Regions from separate parts of the Mus musculus genome. Here all the other regions are linked to region 3. Evidence: chromatin loops called from intact Hi-C (ENCODE). Cell type or tissue: heart. All regions are shown on one strand.

Evidence for each region. Hi-C counts contacts between places; a loop is a spot of excess contacts. Peaks named below come from ENCODE experiments on the same cell type or tissue, not always from the same donor. Only the 100,000 strongest peaks of a DNase experiment are listed, where the experiment ranks them.
Region 1: it touches region 3 in a loop (2.2-fold over the local background); 2 of 42 quality-filtered maps call a loop at or near these places.
Region 2: it touches region 3 in a loop (1.9-fold over the local background); 3 of 42 quality-filtered maps call a loop at or near these places.

Annotation. Positions count from the first base shown.
Region 1 is chr2:13,446,444-13,454,443 of GRCm38, forward strand. Cubn (cubilin (intrinsic factor-cobalamin receptor)) reads right to left here. Exons shown (of 67, transcript NM_001081084.2): 18 at 503-647. Among named protein-coding and RNA genes, the nearest start is that of Cubn, 41 kb to the right of the region's middle. In heart, no CTCF peak of the experiment used is centred here; a DNase peak (open chromatin) is centred at 4,668.
Region 2 is chr2:13,352,693-13,360,692 of GRCm38, forward strand. It overlaps Cubn (cubilin (intrinsic factor-cobalamin receptor)), which reads right to left. Exons shown (of 67, transcript NM_001081084.2): 33 at 7,565-7,678; 34 at 5,427-5,537; 35 at 3,892-4,020; 36 at 2,876-3,008. Among named protein-coding and RNA genes, the nearest start is that of Gm13270, 85 kb to the left of the region's middle. In heart, no CTCF peak of the experiment used is centred here; no DNase peak of the experiment used is centred here; H3K27ac peaks cover 454 bases.
Region 3 is chr2:13,303,002-13,311,001 of GRCm38, forward strand. It overlaps Cubn (cubilin (intrinsic factor-cobalamin receptor)), which reads right to left. Exons shown (of 67, transcript NM_001081084.2): 57 at 7,514-7,714; 58 at 5,521-5,650; 59 at 3,258-3,475. It overlaps Gm13270 (a long non-coding RNA gene), which reads left to right. Exons shown (of 3, transcript XR_865976.2): 3 at 5,772-6,274. Among named protein-coding and RNA genes, the nearest start is that of Gm13270, 35 kb to the left of the region's middle. In heart, no CTCF peak of the experiment used is centred here; no DNase peak of the experiment used is centred here.

The DNA of each region.
Region 1 (8,000 bases), 140 kb after region 3:
TCACAACCAGCTGTATATCCAGTCTCAAGGAACCTGACAGTTCTTTTGGTCTCTGAGAGCATGGCATACATATGCTGTGCCCAGACATTCATGTATGCAAAGAGTCCATTCGTGTAAAATAATAAGATAATTTTAAAAATAGATAGGGATGAGAACATGATTCAGTCAATAAAGTGCTCGTTGTATATGCTTGCATTCTGTTCTCAAGCACCCACGAAGCTGGGTACAACAGTGTGTGTCTGCAATGCCAGCCCTGGGCGTGGGGGCTGAAAGCACAGAGCTAGATGGCTCCCTAGAGCTCACTGGCCAGCAAATCCAGCTGGATCGTAGAGTTCAATGTTCAGTGAGGGACTCTGTCTCAATAAGGTGGAAAGGAAATGAAGAAGAGATAAAACACCAACACCCTGGCCTCTATCATCACATGGTGTACACACATGCATACACACACAGACACATACACACAGAAACACACACACACATACACAAGCAGAAGTTTCCTTACCAACTTGATAGTCAGCTCTGAAACTAGCCTTCTGGACTAAAGCGTCTATTCTCAGTCTGATCCAGACATTATTAGAAATTGATCTAATGGGGAACAAGGTTTCATTGCCACAGATCTTTCGAAGCAGGCTCTCATGGTCTCCAACCTAAGCAGAAAATTAAAGAAAGATTTGTATTGCTAATTAGAAAGTCACTTTGGTAGATGTAGTAGTGTTTGGAGACTGGTCAATAGCACAAGCAAAACAAATACAAGTTTAATTTAGTAGTGTGTATATTATATTTAGAAGTAGTCAGTGGGTCCGTTTTAATACAAACAACTGGTATCAAATGTTGATGACAATCTTAAGTCAATACAGCCTGTAACTATGTGATTCTTAAAATGTCTTAATTTCCATAACATCAACGAGGCCATAAATCTGTAACTGCAGACAATTTGCCCAATCAACAAAAACCAAAAATACAGCATATCAAGAAATGAAAGTTTAAGTGAATTTGCAATCCAAGGAATAAACTCAGTTCATTACCAAAAACATTTTAAAATGATAGGAAGGTCATCGAACAAGGGAGAAGAGGAAGAGGAGGAGGAGGAGAGAGAGAAAGGGAGAGAGAGAGAGAGAGAGAGAGAGAGAGAGAGAGAGAGAGAGGAAAGAGAGAAGGGCGAGAGAGAATCTGCTAAAAACAGAATAAAACCATTAAAAATTAAAAGCTAAGATTTAAACCTCATTATTAAAATAGAAAGTAGAATCATAAATGTACTGAAGAACAGATTTTTAAAGGAGAGTTGGGAATGGGGATACCAAAGGCAAATTTTAGACAAATCTAATAAGAAAATTAAAATATATGCCTGCTAAGTATACAAAATAAAAAAATTTATAAACAAGTCACAAACACACAGTCTAAGAAACATGCAATTAATTAAATGCAATCCTGTATACAATTGTTTGTCTATGTATTTGAATGCTCAAGATAAACTATTTTAATAAAATTATATAAATCAGTAAAAGGATGTGAAGAAGAGGAAAACGGGAATGACTGCTCCATGGATAAAACAGAGGATTGCTGGGTAGCTTCTCCGCCTGCTTCCCCTGAGAGGGAAGCACTCAGAGAGAATAGTGTGCATTTGCTAAGTCTTCTGCCCTTTTAAGAACTAGATAATTCCCCATGTATAAGGCCTCAAGCACGGCACAATTCTCTACTATCAAATCCCAACATAAGTAAAATTAAAACCATGAATCAATTTCCCTTACTTATATATATACAGAATCCTAAACAAAGTTCTAGAAAACTAAATGTGCACACTATTGCTAGCCTAATATACCAAACAACATAATAGCTCAAGTGATAAAACACCTGTTGGCATTCCTGATTGATTAAAACCTAATGGACAGGTTCGGTGGGTAAAGGCCAAAGCTGATGGCTGGAGATGGACCCCCAGGACTGATATGGTAGATGGAGAAAACTGATTTCTGTAAGTTGTTCTCTGGTTCCCACCTGTCTGCCATAGTACAACTCCTACCACCGTCACAATGAAACAAATAAATAAATACATGTAATGAATATTAAAGCAAGAGTATGGAAGAGAGAAGAGAAACAAACTATTCCAATACAATCAATTGGTTTAAGGCAACACTCCACACCTTTCAGTTCAGTGGCCACGACCTGTGTGAGTGGGCCCCTTATGTCCCCATCTGTCACAAGCTCGCTGCCTTCATAATCTTAACAAGTTATTCCATCTAAGCCTAGCTAATGAGATGGGAAGGAATATGTGAGACGGCAGTGAAATTTCCCAAGATTTCTGGTAATAAAATATTGACTTGAGAAGAGCTCTTGATATTTCTGACATTTGAAAAGGTGAAACACTAGAGACTCTCCACAGCTGAGAATTGTTTAAAGAGTATACATGAGACTCTAGCTTCATAAAATTATTCTAGAGGGCAGAGTAGCCCCAATATTAATCTACTCTCAATTAGCATTATCAAGGTATTGCTAACTAAGCAGCCCTGTGCTGCTAGGAGCCCCGTGGGACCGTCAGTGCTCACAGAAACTCGTGAGCAGGTCTCAGTCCTGTCACTTAACACTGCGGCTCAGTGAGTACCACAATTAGGAATCTGGGAAACTTTATTTTTGTTTTTGTTTGGTTTTATCTATTATTCTGATGTTGGTGGAGCATGACTAGTATAGAGCGGGGCATTGGTGGCACATGACTTTAATCCCAGCCCTTGGGAGGCAGAAACAGGAGCATCTCCACATTTGTGATGGTCTATATAAACCGAGTTCCACCATAGCCAGGTCTACACAGGAAAACCCTGTCTTCAAACAAACAAGAATCACCTCATTAGAGAGTCTGACATGTGATGGTCATTCCCAAGGGTTCCCTGACACCCTGTGTGATTTTCACTCATTGCTCTGAAGCACAAAATGTTGTCCATGTTTAGGTATTAAACAAGGTACTTTTGGGAATTTTAAATATTCATGGTTTTCCAGGACAATCAGTGGAACACAAGTGAAAAAAAAAATACTGTTTTCATCAGTGTACATTTATTGTGGAGAAATCCTGGCAGTTTTGGGGGAAGAACAGCTGACTGTGTTTTATCTCAAGCTGGGGCTTGCCCAGGTCTCTCACATATTGGAATAAATGTTATTTATTTTGTTGACTTAAGTTTACTCATAACAATGTTTTAATACAGTGCATGGAAATCTATATAGATGAACTTCATTTCAAAATAGTAAAATAATGACACACAGCAATCTGATAGTAGAAAAGTGCTCTGAACACTTGCAGGAAATTATGGAGTGCTCTAAGACGGATACATGCAAAGAATTATGGAATACTCAGGAGACATGTCTTTAGTCCAAGGTCATTAAGAATTATTTAGGTTAAAGGCAGTAGCTAGTAAGGGAAAGATTGGTGGGATATTGTGACATTGTTCCTCTCATCCAAAACTAGTAGAAGTACAAAGTTCAAGAAGGATGCTTGTCAGTAATATATTATGGGCATTAAACCTATAAGAGCGTCTAAGATGCAGACAGACTTGCATGTGGATCCATACGCAAGGATGTTCTGCAAAGGTAAGAACGGAAGCTATTTTAAAAGGTCAGCCATGTGAGAGAATCGCATGCCACTCCACTGAGTCAGGCTCATACCAGTTCCTTAGTCTAAGCTCTTGACATCTGCAACACGAATTTCTTATTCTTAAGTCAAGTTATGCTACTTGACTGAAAAGCAAGTTTCAGAGGGACAAGAAAGTGTCCCTTTAGTATCTCACAAAACCAAACCAAACCAAACCAAACCAAACCAAACCAAACCAAACCAAACCAAACCAAACCAGACCAGACCAAACCAAACCAAACCAAAAGACAAGCAAAACAAAGCCTGTAAACAGGCATTTATAGCATTTGATACATTCCTGTTGATCAATTAACGTGAGAGTGCACAATCTTCAATTCAGTCTTTAACAGAGGCAGCATACATACTGCTGCTCCCGAAGACTAGAACACAGGAAACTCGAGTAATATGGTACCCTGCTCTCATCCCCTGGGTTCTATTTGCTTCTTCTACAATCATTGTCTCTCATTTCTATTAGTCCATTAGAAGATGACAAGAAGGAAGAAAAACAGCCAGGCAGCATTGGAGCTAGGTGAAGTGGCCGGTCCCCTGGGTCCTGATTAATGAAGCTCAAGGACGTTAGCAAGGGAATGCAGCTGCCATCCAGATGTTATGAGAGAGGCTTTCAGGCCTCAAGGGCACTAGTCCTGGAAGGTACAATTGATTTTGGCTGTATTTCTCTTTGTGGAAGGAAACCTTATTAATTCTGAAAGCCTGTATTCTCTCTGGACCTCAGGCACAGCAGTACTTTAACCATCACATTTTAAAGAGAGATACTGGAATAAAATTTATCAACTGCTTGAACTGATCCCAAATTCACTTGTACTTAATGACTAAGCACTTGTAAATTTGTACTCTCACCCAAAAGAAATCTCTTTTCTTTGTGCTTGGAAGCTAGAATAGACTATCTCATACTTCGTAATTACTGACTGCTTTTATGTGAGAGGATTGAATATCTATTCTCTGTCATGTGACTTGCCATGCCTCCCGATGGAACATGAACACTTATCCTTCCCATTGACTATGGGCTTTGCCACAGCAATTGCTCAGCCTTGAGGAATGTGAGTAGCCGTGATGAACCTGTGTACATAGAGGCCTTGACTGTCAGTGGGTGACTCAAACATTCTTTGCTTTTCCTCTTGAGAAATCAGGAGTCTGGGTCCTACAAAGCCAAAGCCATATCAACAGAGCCTCAAGCAGAACAGATTCCAAAACAACATGTTGACAGGGGTAGGAAATAAACACACAAATGAACCATGAGGTGGATTTTGCTTGTTATCACTTTTGATTTGCCTGGGGAACATTATTAATTGCTTACCATAAAACAACCTAGAGAAAGATAACTAATATTGAAACCGGGTTTGTAGTAACCAAGTTTCCCTTCTTTTAAGAAGTCATGGATATCACACAATGGTCCCTTGCAGAGGGAGTACAGTAAATTCACCAATTTGGTGGTCACATTTGCAAAGGAACTACAGGTCCTGGTGCAAAACACCAGTGTTGTGTGAACGAGGCTCGGGTTTCTCCAGGATTTAGTTTGTTTCACTGTATAAGTGTGGGTGCTTGTGTTTGTACAGGTGCACATTTATGTTAGGGTACACACGTGTGTGAGGGGGCACACACATGTAGAAGCCAAGGGGCCCTTAGTGTGTCATCCTGAAAAAATGCCATCTGCCTCCTTTGAGACGAAGTTTCTAATTGGCCTGGAGCTCACAAACTGCGATAGTCTGGATGACCTTAGGGAGCCTCCTGTCCTAAATATCCCAGGCACTGGGATTACAAACATGTTCCTGCACATGGGTTAGGAATTAAACTCAGGCCCTCGTGCTTGCAAGGTTAGTTCCTTAGCAAGTGAGCACTGCTGACTGTCTCTCTAGGATTTATTTATTCATTTTGTAAATGCTGAGTATTACAAACCCAGAGCCCCAGGATATAACGAATAACTCAGGCTTATGAAGTATTGCAAATGGCATTTAGAGGTTGAACTAGCTCCTAAAGAAAAAGTACTCATTAAACCCTGAGTTCTTGTAAAGGAACTATTTCCTGTACAGATAGCTAAGATTAACTGGGCTGCAAAACACAGTTCACACGAAATTTTAAATGTGAACTGCAGAGCTGAGTGAGCAAGAGGCTTTGACATGTGGAATAGATCAGGTCTCAAAGCCTTGGCTTAATGCTCGCATGTGTCTTTCTGTGTGCTAACTACCCAGATTTGTTTTTACACTCCAGACTCTAAAATCCATTTAAGTATGAAATCTTAACTCAAAGCAAATCAAATATTCTGAGACAAGGAGGTTTGGACGATACCAGGGTGGAAAAGAGAGCCTGGCCGTATGGTAACGTTCAATGTATGAACTGTGAAGTCATACTCCCTGTGAATTGAATTGCAGGCTGACGGATAACACAATAGCAGAGAGACCTGATCTTAGACACTGTGTTAGGCTAATCGGGGCAAGAGAGGAAAGGACTGTAGCATCACCCCAAATGAGAGAATAGCATGCAGGGGATAGATGATGAGAGATAACAGGCAGTGTCTGAGTAATAATGATATTACTTGATTTTTAAATGAACTTTTTAAGATCAAGAAAATGTGATCTATTTTTTTTTCCAGAAGTATCTTCTCTCCTGATTACAAGCTCAGCATGCAATCCTCTCTCTTCTCCTTCCCATTCTCATCGTGGATGTGCTGTCGTGGCCACTCACTGGGGTGGGCACAATGCTAAGAGACTGATAATAACCTCAGGCTCTCAGAAGACACCCCAACCTCTTCATCTCTTTATCGTTATATATGGAGACAAGAGCTTAGCACTTCCCTTACTGGTTTCTTTCTGTCTTTGTGATTCTAGTCACATTAGTCTGGTTTTATGTTTGTTTGGATTTTATTTCTTTTGTTTTGGCTTTGGTTTATCCTATGTCTACCTTATTCAGCCTCTGGGACTGTGTTGGCCACTGTACCTGGCACCCTTGGTTTTTTGTTTGTTTGTTTGTTTGTTTGTTTGTTTGTTTTAATATTTCTGTTGCCAACTGCTCAACCATATACCCACTAAGTACTGTCCCCAGGGGAGCCATTTCCAACCAGTCATAATAGGATTCAAGTCAAGAGCTCTATACATTTCTTTCATAGTATATTTCTCACATGTATAATACATTTTTAATTTTTTATCATAAATATAAGATTATTTCCATGTCTGTGGGGAGTGGAGGAGGCCCGGGTGAGTAAAGTTCTGAGTGATTGTGTGGTGTTGATATGGAAGTGGCCATGCCAAGGACCTTAGCCTCAGACCCACGAGAAAATATCAAAGCTTTCCCCTGGGATGAGGCTCAAAGCCTTCCTATGCCCTGTGTGCAGATGTTGACAGTGTGGGGGGGAAACGTTCACCATCCCTTTCTCCCTGTGGACATCTATGGCCTGAAGACTCCTCTCCTATGGTGATTGCTCCTACTGAAGCCAGCTAAACCCGTCTCCTTGTTCATTTATATACAATAGTTCCATTTCCTTGTTTGTCTGTAAGTAGTATTCCAGCTTCTTGTTAAGCTGTATGCAAGAACCCTGCCTCTCCACCCAACTGAATATAATTAGTAAGCTAAGCTTCTGGGGTGCTGCAGGTTCTCCATCAGAGAGTACCATCCCAGCTCTTCTGTCTGTCTGTGTGTCTGCTTTCTTTCATTCTTTTTCCACCCTAGTCAGGGCTGTTTTCTGAAGTTGTGCAAGGATGCATCACATTTCTAAGAAGGAAGATCTTTCCCAGAAACACCTCTGTTTGGCTAGAAGGCATACCACACCAGTCTGTCACCCTCTCCTGTAATGCTTCTTTTACAGTTCCCTGAGTGAAATGCAGGTTCTAGGGAAAATATAAATGGGGTATGAAATCATTTCCCTCTATAGCCTACTTCCAAGCCTTGGCCTTAATGTCATATACTTTAGATATTCTTAGTCAATCCCAGATTCGCATTTTCTGGAATAAAAATTTGAACTTTTATTATTACCTTCTGTGTCCTTCATTCACAGTAGTTTTGATGGCTTGAGCCACTTATAAAATATTAATGAGTCACTGCCTTCTATTATGGAAAGATGACTTTTGTCACATCTATAATACTGTTCTATACAATTTAAAAGATTTCTTAGGCAAGAACAAATGAACTAAAAATTAATCTCTCTTTGACCTCATCATTCTTTAGCCATATTACACTGACCATGGGCAAAATGTAATTTTAGAAGGAGAAACTTAAGTGGAGGGGTGTGTGTGTGTGTGTGTGTGTGTGTGTGTGTGTGTGCATGTATATGTGTCTGTCTGTGAATGAATATGTGTGTGCATGTGTGAGTTTATACATGAATATGTGTGAATGGGTGGTTTTGTTTAAGATAGCAATCTTCTATAATTTTCATCAATAC
Region 2 (8,000 bases), 50 kb after region 3:
ATATAGGTGAACAAGGGAACAACTGAGTCACCAAGATTTTCCTATTTAGTAATTAGGACTTAATGTCTGTCAGCTTGTGAAATGGATGCCCCTTTCTGTCCTTGTTTACTTTCTGTTGCTGTGATAGACACCATTATCAAGAGTAACTTGACAAGGAAAGAGTTTATTTGGTTAATAGGTTACAGTCCCTCATATGGACAGATCTGGCAGGGGCTCTAGGCAGGAATCTGGAGGAAGGAACTAAAGCAAAGACCAAGGAGCACTGCTTACAGCCTTATGCCCAGGCTGGCATTCACCTGCGATTCTTCTACAGTTCAGAACCACACTGGGCTGGGCTGCCCACAGCAGTTACTAATCAAGACAGCGCCCTATAGATAAATTCACACGATAACTTTCTGCTGTTGTTCTGGTGTTTCAAGTTGAAAACCAAGATAAGTACCTGTGCTCTAGCCTACTGTGGGCCATAAAATGTGGTTCCTAAAACACCAGAGAGGAGTCTTCAGTCATAACAAAGAATGAAGCATCCTTCACTGAACATTCTTTATCATGGCCTTGGGCTATGTATTTTAAAATTTAGTATGTTTAATCCTAACAGAGGCCCTTCAAGTTTATTGTTGTCTCTCTAAGGATAAAATGTGTCTTTTGAGCTTTCAATTCAATGACTTCTTAAAGTTGATTTATCAACAAATTTGTCAAGAACTGTTGGAGATTGGTTCGAATGTTTTGATTCAATTGGGAATCTGTGTGTCCAAATGCTAAAGGTCTTTGTCTCCAATTTTTTTTTTTTGATCTATCAATAAAGATGCCAGCGGCCAAAGGCTGGGCAAAGGAAGATGGGGCAGGACCCTTAGAGTTGCTTGGGCTTGGGCACGGGGGCAGGGTAGAGAGAAAAGGGAGATTGCCATGAGTTGGGGAAGAAGGATGGGACACAGGAGAGAAAGCCAACTAGCCATGTGAGAATTCAGTTGAGTGGCCACTGGCCATTTCCCCATTTGGACCTGGGGTGGCAGGAGTACCCAGCCTTTGAGTACCCAGCCAAGGCATTTTAAAATTAACTGGTATGGTGTGTGTGTGTGTGTGTGTGTGTGTGTCTTCCATTAGAGAATCCAAGAGTTCCTGGGTGGGTGTGCTCAGCCTGCCAGGAGCCAAAGTGGTGTAGCCCAAACTCACTGCTACAAAGAACAGAGAGCATAGATGTACTAAATATTCCCAGGACCTATCCTAGTTCCTGGAACCACTGAACATCAGAGAGGTGTACAACATAAATGTGTTCGAGGTAGGAGGAAAAAGACCAAGAAAAGAGATTGAAATTCTTGGCAAGTTGGGAGCTACAACAAGTTACATAGTGGACCTTGACCTTCAACACTAAGACAGGAGAACCCTTTTCTCATCACTGTCTATAAGGCACCCCCAGGAAAGAAGCATGCATTCTTTATGTGCTCAGGGTGCTGCTAAATATGTGTTGAATAGAAATACACATCATGGAGCGATTACTAGATGCACAGTTGTACAATTTCTTATTACATAAGAAATGTCATGATTTCAGTGAAAACAACTCCCAAACATTCCCACATGGCAGTTTAAACTGGCATTGTCGTTCAGGTACAGGAAGACGGCTTTTACTTATGTCACTTGCACCCTGAGGAGGCATGGGCTGACTGATGGATTCAAGAAAGCAACTTGAAATGTTTGAGCTTGTCTCATTCTTAATTAGTTCTTATAGCACAATTAGGCATGTCTTCAAGGAAAAACCAGCAAAGAATGTTTTCTCAACATAGAGGCACTTAATAGCCAGGCATTGGCATGCATGCCTGTTGTCTCTGAACAGCAAGGAAAGGCAGGAGGATCATTGCCTTCTATCTCTGCATGGAAAGGCAAGGATCCTAAGTTTTAGGTCATTGTGGGCTACACACTGAGGACATGTGAAAAAGAAAAAAGCAACAAAGTATTAATGATTTCAACCTGACCCCAATAATGTAATATAGTATGGCACATGATTTTGAACTCAACATGGTAACTTAAATGCTAACATGTCTTCAGTAAATATCTTTGCTCACTATCTAGCCATCTATCTGTCTGTCTCTTTTTATTTATTTATTCGTTTTGAGACAGGGTCTTTCTATGGAGTCCTGGCTGTCCTGAAGTGTACTGTATAGACCAGGTCAGCCTCAGATTCAAAGAGATCTGTCTGCCTCTGCCTCTGAGTGTTGGGATTAAAGGTGTGGTTGCTCATTGGAACCTCTCTACTGAGGAATGAAACAATCAGATGTCATATAACATCTCCCCATTACATCTACTTCTGGGAAATACTATTATGGCTGTTTGGTCTAACCTAGGTCTACTTGGAACATACAAGATCTCCCATTCACTCCAATCCATAGTCCATGTTCCAAAAGTGTCAAGATTCAATGAGAAAATTGAAAGTAGTTTTTACAAATCACTAATTATGGCTAATTTAAGAAACTAAATAAAAAAATCCTATCCAAGATCACTTCTCTGATAAGAAAGGAAGGGTGGGTTAGAATAGGAATATAGTGTGTGGATAAAGAAGGCCAAATGAAGTCAGGTGTTTCCTCCTCCTCCTCCTCCTCCTCCTCCTCCTCCTCCTCCTCCTCCTCCTCCTCCTCCTTCTCTCTCTCTCTCTCCTCTCCTCTCAGTTGAAAGAAAGAATATTGTTGAAAGATTCTTAATGCTTTATACAACTGAAGCTACAAATGAAACCAAAGAAATTGAGGAAAGCCTTCCTAAGGCTCCCACAAGTTCTCTCTGCTGATAGCTCAGACACAGGCTGCTGGTCAACCATTCTGTCAGTAACAGTGCTTCCTCCCTGCAGATTTACCCACACTGAGACAGGGCATGCCTGACAAGGACTTACAGAAAAGACAGCTGCAGGTGATTTCCAGGGGAGCTGGCAATGTTCCAGACACATTCTGTATTAGAATGGTAGTCTTCTGGGTAGCCAGGGCTATTGAAGATGCCATCGCCCGTGTAGAAGGTTCCACCACAAGCTGAAAGTCAAAAGAAACAAAGGGGGTTTCAGAGCAAAGACAAAATGGAAGACACCACAAGACACAAGTGGAAGGGCATTAGAGCCAGTATCTAAAATGAAGGACAAAGCGCGTCCATTCCATATGAAGAAGCAACTGTGTCACGCACAGTAACAGAGGGAGGAGTCTGAAAACAGAAACCCAAGAACTCCACAGTATGGTGAGCTGGAGGGGACCCCTTTCTAAAAGGCTTTCTCCATGTGAACTAGAACTTTAGGAAGACTTGTTTTTAATCTTGTCCAGTATGCTCTTCAACCCTAGCCTGGAAGAGAAGGTAATTTTCTCTGGTTGCCATGTAAAAAGAAACTCTACAGCTTTTCCCTCTGCGGAGGGTAGTGAAACACACTGTTCTTCATCTTTCTACACATTGGCTGTAATTGCCCCACCTGGCCAAGAGCCGCAGGGCTGGATGGCACTCCTTTCCTTTCCTGCTTAGATGCCTCACTGCACAGTGGACATGCACAGCCAGACCTACCTGACCCCACCATCAAGCTCCCAAGACAAGAACAACCATGAGGCTGTACATCCATAAGAGCTTCTATCAAACTGGCAGTCATGGAGTGCCTTAGCACTTCATGTTTACATTGCTGTGACAGTAGAGAACAGGTCTCCCAGACAAATAAGGTTTAGCTAAGAGATGGCCAGGTTTACAGATGATTTTTCTCACTTCTATACCTCATGGTTGTCAGAATGTAGACATTGAATTATAAAGAAGGTACAGGGGAAATTTCAAGAATTAGCTCCCAACGTTAAATGAAAAGAGCCCCAAATAACAAGCCAAAGACTTCTACCACATGTCTGCTAACCCTGAGGTCATCTGTTAATGCTAATCCCTCCCACTCACCTGATGTTGATGCAGAGTAGATGGCATGGAAACCGTCAAAACCGTACACAGAATCAGAGACAAACCTCACTGTCAGGGCATTGCCAAATGATATGATGGGATGGGGCAGAGAGGTACCACAGTAACGGCCTAAAGGGTGAAGAGAACCACATGGAGGTGAGTGACAGCATGGCAGGGACGACACACAGTTTTTCCAGGTACATACAAGAAATCACAAGCATAGCAGGGCGTGGTGGCCGTGCACGCCTTTAATCCCAGCACTCGGGAGGCAGAGGCAGGCGAATTTCTGAGTTCGAGGCCAGCCTGGTCTACAAAATGAGTTCCAGGACAGTCAGAGCTATATAGAGAAACCCTGTCTCAAAAAACAAAACAAAACAAAACAAAACAAAACCAAGAAATCACAAGCAGAACCACTTACATTAGCCTTGTGTTTGAGACAATGCCTGACCACTAAGGATAAACCTCAAAAATAAGCATAGCCAGGATGATTCATAAACCCAATAGAAAGCAATAGGAGGACAGAGGAAAGTTGATGTGACCAGGCTCCAGATGATGGGCCAGGTTACATGGGTTCAATGCCTTGCTTGTCATTTACTAGCAACATAACCTGAGACAAGTACTGTGGGTGCTCTGTGACTTAGTTGCCCCATGTGAAGAGGAGGACATATTAGAAATAATTAAACCCATCTCATAAGGATGTAAAGACTGAGTTACCACTTATAAAATACTTAGAACAGTACTCCACAGGAGATAACTGGGTAGGAGTGTGCATTCTATAACACATCCTGTTCCAATGTGAATGGATTAATATCTTAAACATTACAATGAGGGGTTTGCCTGGGGCTTGTTCTTTGTCCACCATTCTCTCAGGCTCCATTCTCGGCACAGGAATAGCATTGAAACCTCCTCTGATGGCGCTTCCCTCTGCCAGGGAGACTTTTCCATGGTAAAGTCTCATGGAGAAAGCTTAAAGCATGTGAAGTTATTTTGTCTGAACCATCTCAAGAGCTATATCACACACTTTATCATGATGTCTAGCACACCAACTGGTGGACTTTTAATGAAGTCAATTAACTAATTTTCAAATGCTTTCCTCCCACTGGGGACAGAAGAAACATGTCCAGTGGAGTATAAGACATATTTTAAAGTACTCTCCAGAAGCTTCAGAAAGACTTTTGTCTAATGCCAAAACAGTCTTTGTCACACTACTGCCCCTGCCTCAGACTGTCATTTAGTATCTGCAACTTGCCTTTCAGAAACAAGTTAAAATACACAAATTGCATGTAGAAGATAAGTAAGTTGAATTTCATGAGCCCCACATTGTCCTGCTTTCCTACCCTCTGGTTATTCTTATGTGGTTTGAGGCTCTTCATGCTTATTGAAAACACTGTAACCTTGAATGTCAACACTGTGAATGTCTGTGTGCATGGCTGCACACTTGGGATGCACACGCACACACACACACACACACACACACACACACACACACACACTACGTGACAAGACTACAGATGAAATGACAAAATCTCCGGTACCTTGGACAGGTGCATCAGAGTCTCTGCCATCCAAAATTTCTACAAAGTCCCGTGTGCAATCTGTGCTGCTTTGCAGATGAAAGTGAGTAAAGGAGAGAGCAATATGATTGACTGTAGAAAAAAAAGAGAGAGAAGAGTGTTGGTTATTTAATAAAACACTGGCAAGCAGAACAGAGAGATTTTGCCCCTGGTACTCTGAGATGATGCCAAATCCCTTGCTTTCTGGCAGCTTTGCACAGGGGTGGGGTGAGTAAACAGAGCTAAGGGCTCAGCTTCGCGCTAAAGGGCTTCCTTTGAAGAGTAACAGAATCAATGCTTTTGAAAAATGCCTGCAGAATCCAAAATGCCAGGCATGGTAAATCAGGACTCTTGGGTAGGGTCATCCCAGGGACTTCTGGAGACATCTTATTGGAAAACATAGTTTTCGGCTTGCTTTGTTTTGTTTTGTTATGTTTTGCTCTATTTGTGTTGTTTGTTAGCCATTGTTGTGTTCCTCTGAGAAGCACTTTCTTAGGCTCTGAGTCCTTACATGTACTTGTACTAAGGCATATTTTCCCCCCTGGACATGGCTCCCAGCACACTCAAATTTATTTAGGGGTCGGAAGCAGTGCCCGAGAGCTTCTGAATCATCCATCAAGAAAGCTTTGAATCATGGAAGAACAGTCAGCGCCCAGATGGCAGTTTCCTCTTGTAGTCTTTACAGCGTTTCTAATCCTCAGAAAGGGATCTTTTCCTGTTGCTGTCCTTGTAGCGGTGAGATCTTTCATCTAGATGTTTTTGCAGATCATTAGAAAATAATCAGGAGGCACAAAACTGCTGAGCTCAATGCAGGGGGCTTCTTTATCTTGGCTTTGTTGGGGCTCCACCCTCTCCATGTACAAAGGCTAAGGATTACATTATCTGTCAGCTCCCACATTCCATGAATGGCCATAAAATACTATCAGTTTGTGAAAGTGTTAGATAATATTTAAGGCCAGCTTTTTTGAGAATTATTTTGTGCAGGGACCTGATTAGCCTAAGTGACTGTCCTGTTTTTACAAAGTCATTAATTAAAGAACAGAGAAGAGAACTTAATGGCTTTCACACGTTGTGTCTTAAATCACAACTTCTTCCTAGAGACCTGAAAGGAGGGGAGGGTTCAGATGAAACAGGACTCATAATGAGGCCTGGAATAGTCTGCTTGGAGCCATTCTGCCAGGCCTGTAAAGGCCATCTCATTTTCTCTGCCTGGAAAATGTGGAGGGACTATTGCCATGTCACATAGCAGAATTCTAAGATCCCCAAAAGAAGAAAGAGAAAATAAGCATTTATTGAGGGCCTCTAGGCATGCACTGATTTCATAAATATATCCATTGCAGGAGAGATCAGGTTTTACAATTAGTTTCCCTTTTAGTGATCAATAACTTGCAACCCTGCGTCCTCCAACAGTTAGGTATTTCTCCAATCTCTATCCTTATTCACATATTCATTCACCATCTACTTTACTTGTATTTGTACACTTTGTTTGTATGTATTTGTGCATTTCAGGCAGGTAAGTGTTCTAGTAACTGCATCCTCAGTCGTTTGTCTTTTTGTTGGTCTGTTGGTTTGTTGTTGCACAAAGCATCTCACTGATCCCAGAGTAGCCTCCAACTAGGTATGAATGGACGATGACCTTGTACTTCTGGTTCTCCTACCAGAAGTTGGAGCGACAAGCATGCAATACCATTAACTAAATGCGATTCATTTAGTTGTGGGGATAGAACCCAGGGCTTCAATAGTGATAGGTAGGTACTCAGTCCACTGAGCTCTCCCCAGCCCTTGGTTTGTTTGTTCATCAGAGACAAGATCTCCATATGTTACTCAGGCGAGCCTTGAATTGACTGTTGAGCCCAGGCTGGTCTCCAACTCAAAATCCTTCTGCCTTAGCCTGCAGGGTGCTAGAATCGCCACATCCAGACTTAACAATTCTTTTAGATGAATGCGAATCCTTTTAAAAGTGCTTTCGTACTAGGCCAGAAAGTGTCTGTTTCCATGCATCCCAGGAAGAAGCCAATTGTCAGTTGCTGCCACTGAGGAGGTTAAATGCAGTTCACAGCCTTACCTCTCAGAAGAGCCACTTTCCCCAGACTCCCCTCCTTTTGATTTTTGTTACTTACATGGAGGTTGAGCTTCAATTATCCAGGTACAGTTCTGGTTGTTTGGATAGTTGGCTGGGTACAGTGGAGAGGAGATGCTATCTGAAGAGTCAGTAATGATGTGGGCTCCGCACTCTGGGAAGCACAGACACACATGTCATACACTTTTGGTTCCTATCAACTATACCAAATAAAGACATTAGGTGTGTGAAAATGCAAATACATTCTTCTTATTTCCATAGCACATACCAAGGAAGCCGCAAAGAAGCCACCAGATAATGAGAAAACACTTTACATTTATAATGTCTTTCAATTATAAGAAGTGGGGACACACGGCATAGAACACCACAAACAGTTGTGAATTATCTGAATCATTCAACTCATACTCTGGCCTTGGTTCACTTACTCTGTTTGCTGATAAATTATAAGAGGGAATAATTTATTCATAGATGAGTTT
Region 3 (8,000 bases):
CCTTTTCTGGTTTCCTCTCCAAAAGTCCTCTATACCCTCCCCCCACCCTGCTCCCCAACCCACCCACTCCTGCTTCCTGGCCCTGGCATACCCCTGTACTAGGGCATATAATCTTCACAAGACCAAGGGCTTCTCCTCCCAATGATGGCCAACTAGGCCATCCTCTGCTACATATGCAACTAGAGACACAGCTCTGGAGGTACTGGTTAGTTCATATTGTTGTTCCTCCTATAGGGTTCTGATTTAAGCTATAAAATATACTTTAGGATAGCCACGGTATGTTCCAGGATCTGATCTACTTTACCTAGAACAGATTACTAGAGGGGCTAATATTTCAAGCTGATCTCCTTTAGTAGGTAAAAATTGAATGTAGAGAGGTTAGGGTTTTTCTAGTGCTCCGTCGCAGGCAGTAGTAGCATCACACCTGCATCCTGGGTACCTGAATTCTGGTACAGAGTTCTTCCCCTTTGGCCACATTCCTCCCTTTGTTGACCTGTGATTCATTCTGTCCGTGCTAAACATGTGTTTTCTGTATTTATGCCTTCCTCTCACCACAGCTCCAGAGTTTGACCTTGAAGCCACCTGACTCATTCTCTAACTGACTCATAAGCCAGGTGAAGGAAGACAGATAGTTGCCCCCATTGTCACTATGTTTGCTGTGATCAGCAGGAGGCCAGGATCCTGACATACATCATCCCAAGGAATGGGTGAGATCTCAGAGCCATCTGTGGGCTAATAAAGGATGCAAATTCACTCAATCCAGAAAAAAAAAATGTTCATCTTCTTATATAATTTCAGTTTCATGGATCCTGGAAGCTCAGTACAATAATTTCTAACTTCTCTTCTTTCAGGATCAGCCACCCATGTTTTGTTGACATTAATGGGATTATGAGAAAATTTTATGTTCTGGATGGATCCTAGATCCTGGGTGCTGGCTTTGCCCTTCCTTATTCTCACACTGAACAGAAATTCCACACAAAAGGGAGACTCACTTCATTATCTATTTACTAATTATCCACTCTGAATATTTCCCTGTACTTCTCTCTGCCAATGAGAAATACAAATGTAGCCAACACTCAAGGAGATGCTACACTAACTGTTGTGGCTTTTCAAAAATTAAAGCAGATGTTTATAAATTACTGCCAATTATATAATTTAAACAGCAAAGCTTCAAAAGGTATATTTAAAGATTTAGCTAATATAAAACTAGACAGAAATATTAAGGGCTACAGGGGTCTCCTCTTTGCATCTATTTACTTTGGAAAAGTGTTGCTCTCCAGGCAGACTGATGCTCTTGGAAATGAGTAGTCAGCCTGGTCCACAGAGCAGTTATCTTCTTATAGAAAAGATGGAGTGGCTTAAATGGATGAGATGAGAAAAGAAGGTGTATGCTTTTAGCCAAGTCTGACCTTTTGGTTTTTTATTATGTTTTAGCAAGTCTGTAATGAATGATTCCAGAATCCCTAAAACTACATTTATTACTTCTTCTTTTCATACCACATGAAACAACAAAACAAAGCTGAAAGCTACTTAGACTGGTCAGGACACTTAGTTGTTTGGGCTAAAATATCTTCATGAGACCCAATTAAAAATTATAATACCTGACCTCTCACCCAAAAGCACATGCAATCATTTGAATTATGTCTTGAGCATCTTCAAGTGGACAATGGCATTTATACAGATGGGAAAGTGGCAAAACTATTCGTATGAAGCACAGTGGTAGCCCAACACAAGAGAGCCTCTGTGCAAAATTGAAGCATTCAAAGGAAAGTGGGCTTTCCTTTTAAAATAGCCTTCTGTGTTTTACATGTCACTTCACATATACCATTCTAGTGAGGCCTCATTCTGTGTCCTATGAGACCTGCTTTCAAGTTATTGTCATGACAACTAAGAAAGGTAGGTGGCAAAAGGTCTTTATGATACAATTGTCAGAATTTATGAGGAGCTTATAAGAGATAAATGTCTGCCTGATAACTCCCTTCCAGAGCTGTTTTAAGGAGGCTGGAGAGATGGCTCAGCAGCCAAGATCTCTTGCTGCTCAGCCATAAGAACTCAAGAAGCAGACTTTGGATCCCAGCACTAACATGGTCCAGCTCACAGATACCCAATGACTGCATCTCCAAATCTCCAAATACCTTCTTCTTTCTCTGGCCTCTGTGGACATCTGCATACACATGTGCATATTTACTCACACAGGCACATGCATAGAGTCATCTGCACATGGATACATTAAATAAATCTTTCAAATAAATCCAGGAAAGCATAACACGGAAAACAAAATGTTTGAAATGTTCTTTGTTTTCAGGTCACAGGGATGAAGGTGAATAGACAGAGTGGAGTATGGAAATAAGAGCCCAGATGATTTATTGAGGCAAATTCCTCACATCCTTTCTGCATCTTCTCAGAGTATGGGGTTTGTTTGAGGATCCATTAGATCTCAGAACATTAATCACATCAATATTCAAGGAAAAGTCAAAACACTTTGCAGAGTCAAATAGAAATTATACGATTGAAGCAATTAGTGCAAACAGAGACCTGATTAGCTGCCTTTTATTTTAAATGATGGGTGTTCCTGTACTAATCTTAGGTAGATAATTATCTTTTCATGTACAGAGACCATGAGCTTGGCTCTTGTTTTTAGTTTATCCCCACTCTTAGTCATCCTGGCCATCTCACATGACTCTGAGACCACCATTTCCAGACCAAATGCCTTTTCAGCTATCTCCTAGATATCTCCGCTGAAGTGTCTGGCAGGCCTGCCAGATACAAATATGGCAAACTAAATACAACACTCTTTCTGGAAAATATAGACTAAGGTATCATTGGTCAACAAATTTCACATAAGACTTCATTCTCAACTTACATCCCCTAGTAGTGTCCCATCAAGCTTTGGATGCTACATCTGATACATTTTGCCTACTAAAGACCTTTGAGGGCTTTGGTATTTTCTATACCTCGATTTCCATGTGTGGCAGTCAAAGCCTTCTATCAAGACCTCTGTACTAAGTTCTTTTCCTAGGTATTGGGTTCTTGAAGCACTCCTTTTTTTTTTTTTTTTAACAGTCATAAAGTCAGTGCTTAGAATTCCCAAGACTCTTTACTGAAGAATAAATGGACCATAGCCAATGAGGCCTTCTGTTTGGGCCTCCTAGATGTTTATAGGAAGATCAACTGTGTTTATCTGGGGGCAGGAGTAATTTTTAAAAGCACAAAAGAAGAAGTCACCAGAAAAATACTTTCACATCTCATATGCTCACCTATTGTCTCCCGGAAAGATACTTTCCAACCTCTTGCTGTTTGAGAAGAATCTGTCTTGAATAGCAGGGTCAGGCTGTTATTGGTGCTCTTAATAACTTGTGGAAGTGTGGAACCACAGAACTTTCCAATAGATCGATTTCCAATGCTGGGACCATCGAAAACCTCCAGGTAATCATGTGAGCAAAGGTTGGAGGGAACAATCTCAAAATCATTGAACCTGTAAAGGGTACCCGGTTACTACTTATGTCTTATTTGTGCCCATTAAACCATATCTGAGGTTCTTATAAAAGAAGAATGCAAAAACCTGACAACACAGTACTCAAGCTTCTCTTGGAAGGGAATCTTGTAAATAAGGTATTACTGATGGACTGAAGCCAGTATGTTTTAGGTAGCTATTATAACTAAGAACTGTGGTAGAAACTGGGGATATAAAAATGAATAAGATACGGTTTTCTGCTTCAAGATAATCTGGGCCTATGTTCAACAGATTTCAATTTTTAGATATCACAATTCCATGTCTACATAATGTGCTTTGATCATATTTTTGATCCTCATCCATCCTCATTATTGTCTCTCACCCACTTCTCTCCTACTGAACCCCTTCCTGTTTCCATCAAGTCACCCTACTACCTCCATGCCCTGTTTTGATGTGTTCTACCACATTTAGAGCATGGATGGAGGTTAGCATTTTAACATTGGCAATTGTATCTTAAAGAAACCTGAACCCTTTCAGCATATCTTACCTGTCTATAGCTCCTAAAATCAAGTTTGACAAGATGGTCTATGTTATTACCTCAATAACATGCTAGATACTTTCAGTCTCTCCTAAAATATATTATTCCTTTTTTTTCTTGTATGATGAGTGACAGTATTGTTTGATTCTTTATAGGAAAAACGTTAAGAAAAGTGGAAGAAATTCTGGTTTCATATAGTTTGGTTGTGGTTCTTCCAGTCTCTTGTCTCTTTCTTCTAAAATGGTCACACAAACACTATAAGTAAGCCTTAGAGTTCATAAACCATAAGTCACAAATAGAGGACAGAGTAGGTATTGTCCCAGCTTGTCAAGCTTCTATGTAGAAAATTCTGTATTCTCATAAACTATTATCAGATTTCATATCACATGCTAGTAGTTTCAGGTATCAGTGAGATTGAAGAGATGGAAATAAACCATCTTAGGAGAAAGAAAACTAGCACTTTATATTTCTGGGTAATGGGGGCTGCATTTTCTTTATCAGTCTTGCTTGGAATAAGTAGAATTAGAGAGTTAATTTACAAGTGACATATCTGTAATGGTTTGAATATGTTTGGCACAGGGAGTGGCACAATTAGGAGATGTGGTCTTGTTGGTGTATGTGTGGTCTTGTTGGAGGGAGTGTATCAGTGTGGGGGTGGGCAATGAGACCCTCCTCCTAGCAGCCCATGAGTTAGTCTTCTCCTGGCTATCTTTTGATCAAGATGTAGAGCTCTCAGCTCCTTCTCCAGCACCATGTCGGTCTGGATGCTGCCATGCTGCATTATCCTTACCATGATGATAATGGACTGTTTGCCAGCACCAATTAAATGCTATCCTTTAAAAGAGTTGCCTTGGTCATGGTGTCTCTTTACAGCAATGGAAACCAAGGCAATATCACATAAAGCAACAATCTAGAGTTGCTTTGATTAACAAATAAAAATAAACTTTATGGGATTAAGTTTATCTTCAGGAGAAAAGAGGTGGTAAAAGTTATTTCGGACATTGGCTTTGGGAGACAGTAAATGAGAATCCAGATTTTTATTCTTCATTTAAATATGTGTTACCTTTGAGAAGATGTGAGACCTTTTGAGACACATATACAAGTACACATGTATATTTCTCCTGACAGTTTTAACAGTACAATAAAACATTCAAGTAAAGTGTTGAACGAAGCTTCTCATGTATAGGACATGTCTAACAAATGGCAACTCTTTGTTCTAACCCTTTATATCCTCTTTGGTTTTAAGAGGGGCTTGTAACTTGACAGCTATTGTAAGATGCCCCTTCACAACTGTTGAGAAATTACAAGGACTGTTTTAACTGGTGAAGCTTCTATTTTCACCCCAATCTCTACTGGAACAGGTGTAGGGTGTAGGCTTTACTGCCATGTGGGACCCCTCTGCTTTTCTCTAGATTCCAGCTAAGCCACCATGAGAACTCATAGTCTCTGTCAGCAAGGTAGCTTTCCTGTGAACAGAGCTGAAGGTGTTTTCTTAAGTAGCCCCACCCCCCTTTTTGGTATCACTTACCGAAGTAGTATCAATCTGTCGTTTCTAACTTGCAGACTGTAGACACAGTAGACATTGTTGGGGTAGTTGGTGTATGAGAAGGAAGGACTGTTAAGGACTCCATAGGTTCCACTGTAGATTCCACCACAGTCTGGAACAGAAGACAAGGGTACAGAGGGTGCTTATTACTCACAACATAGGCAAATCATTTGGGGATAATCTAAGCTATCGTTTACCGTCTCCTAACAGAACTCATATTGATTGTTTTTCAGATGACCTAAACCTCCTTCACTGTGTTTATAAATAAATTCGACTTCTCCAGGGAAGAGAAATGTAGAAGAATATTTTAAGGCACATGAAGGTAATAAATCTAAGACAAACAGTGTAAGAGCAACAAGAAGGAAGACTTCGTGTGTTGGGATGTGTCTGTCCCTTCACTCTAAGTCACAGGTTGACAGAGATATGACATGGCAAGAGGATGATCAAAGACAGCAGGCAGAACCCTACTTGTGCTCCCTTCATAGGGAAGATGGCTTGTGTTCAAGAAGCATGAGGAGTTTTGGTCCACTCTTTGCTCTAACTCCAGCCATTAACAGCCCTTTGCTATACCCCGTAATCAACAATTGTAATCACTATGATAATAATGTTCCAATATGACTACTAAGGTATTGTTTTTACATGGATTTTATCTAGGAAGGATCAGATATTCCCAACTTAGGCTGTTTTGCTTCTGAGCATGTTTATTTGTTTTATGATACTAAAATTATATGATGTTTGTACATTTTGATTATGTTTCTATGGTTACCAATGAACACACTCTACTAACATATCTCCAAGATTAGACAAATTTTGTGGCTGTTATTTAAGGCTTTTGCTTATTTGGTTTTGCCTCAACTCTGTCCATTTACTGGGCAAAATCTTTTCTGTGCCAAAAGTCCTTATGCATTCAGATCCCTGAATACAGCTCATGAATTAAATGTCAGCTTGCGTAGCAACTGCTCTATTTTACTTGAGGTTAATTACATGATTCTTCAATGTTTATCAGTGCCCAAACAACGTCCATCTCCACACATTGCCAAGATTTGAAGCCAGTAGTAATGATAATCTTAAAATAAGACTCAAAAAGGAATTGAACCATGTTCATACCAAAGGAAACTAAAGGCTAAAAGAGCAGAATATACATCAAGGGCTTAATTATACAAATTATTCAATTAGTTAATTAGTTAACTAAAAGAATAAAGCAAATCCTTTCTCTTCATCCAAGAGCATAAGAGAAGACGCATTTTATTCTGTTGATGCAGAAAAAAGTATCAGAGAATCATACTTTTTAGTAACTGAGGGTCAGGAACTAGACACCAGCTACTAAGAACAAATCATAAGACTCTTTTCATGGAGAAATACATGTTTGTATTCTCTGTAGATGGAAGAAGTACTTTATTTGAAGAGAAACTACTTTATTTCCTTCCGTTAGCCATTCATGTGGTTAAGCAAAGACAGAACAAATTCAGGGATGGTTTTATGTGCCTGTTTCACTGAAGTGACCATGTAGGATAAGGTTCTGTCACAAAATCAATCTCAATTCTCTGTTTTATGTTCATAGGGTAATTTTAGCCAAATTTCAGGGGGAAATGTCAATTTTTATTTTATTTTTAAAAAATATATTTTAAAATGTATGCACATATGTATATGTCTTCTGGTCTCTGTATTATATGCATATAATACTCACAGAGGAATGAAAAGGGCATTTAAGCTGCCATGTGAGTGGTGGAACCCAAACCCAGGTCCCCTGAAAGAGAGCAGTGAGTGCTTTTAGCCACAGAGTCATCTCTGCAGCCTCCAACTGTTTATTTTAAAGAAAAATACCTACTTTTGTACCATGTGCCTAGTTAATCATATTTAGCCTTAATGTTTCTTAACCTTCAAGTTGGTGACATATGATGAATAATAACAAAAACTGCATATGTTTGTTACACAATGCAAGAAAATTCCAAAGGACAGCAGCACGGTTACTCACTGGCGACTCTGTAGGAAATCTTGAACCCAAAGTCTGTGATATATGCGTCAGAATAGAAGTTGAGCATCACTGGGCCATCTATGGTGAGGGGACGCAAGGTTTCAGAACCACATATGGTCACGAGAGGAGTGGAAGAGAGGTTGTGACCTTTGATGATATGCAAGCCATCGTAATCGCAGGTTCCCGAGACAGCTGAGCGATCTACATAGAGTACACAACAACTGGCGTCAGAGCAGAAATGCAGACAAAATACTATGATTCTGTAACTGATCCAGAAACTACAAACACAATTAGGAAATGCTTTTCTATGTGTAACTTCAGCTCCACATGAAGTATTTCTCCAAGAGACAAAACATGGGCAGACAAGAGAAAGCAGACAGAATTCCATAATAGTAAATTCAGTTGTTACCCAGAATTCCGTTTCTGTATAGAACCATTCTGTTTACCCAGGAATTATCAACCAGAGGCAGCTTGTCTCCCAGGGGAT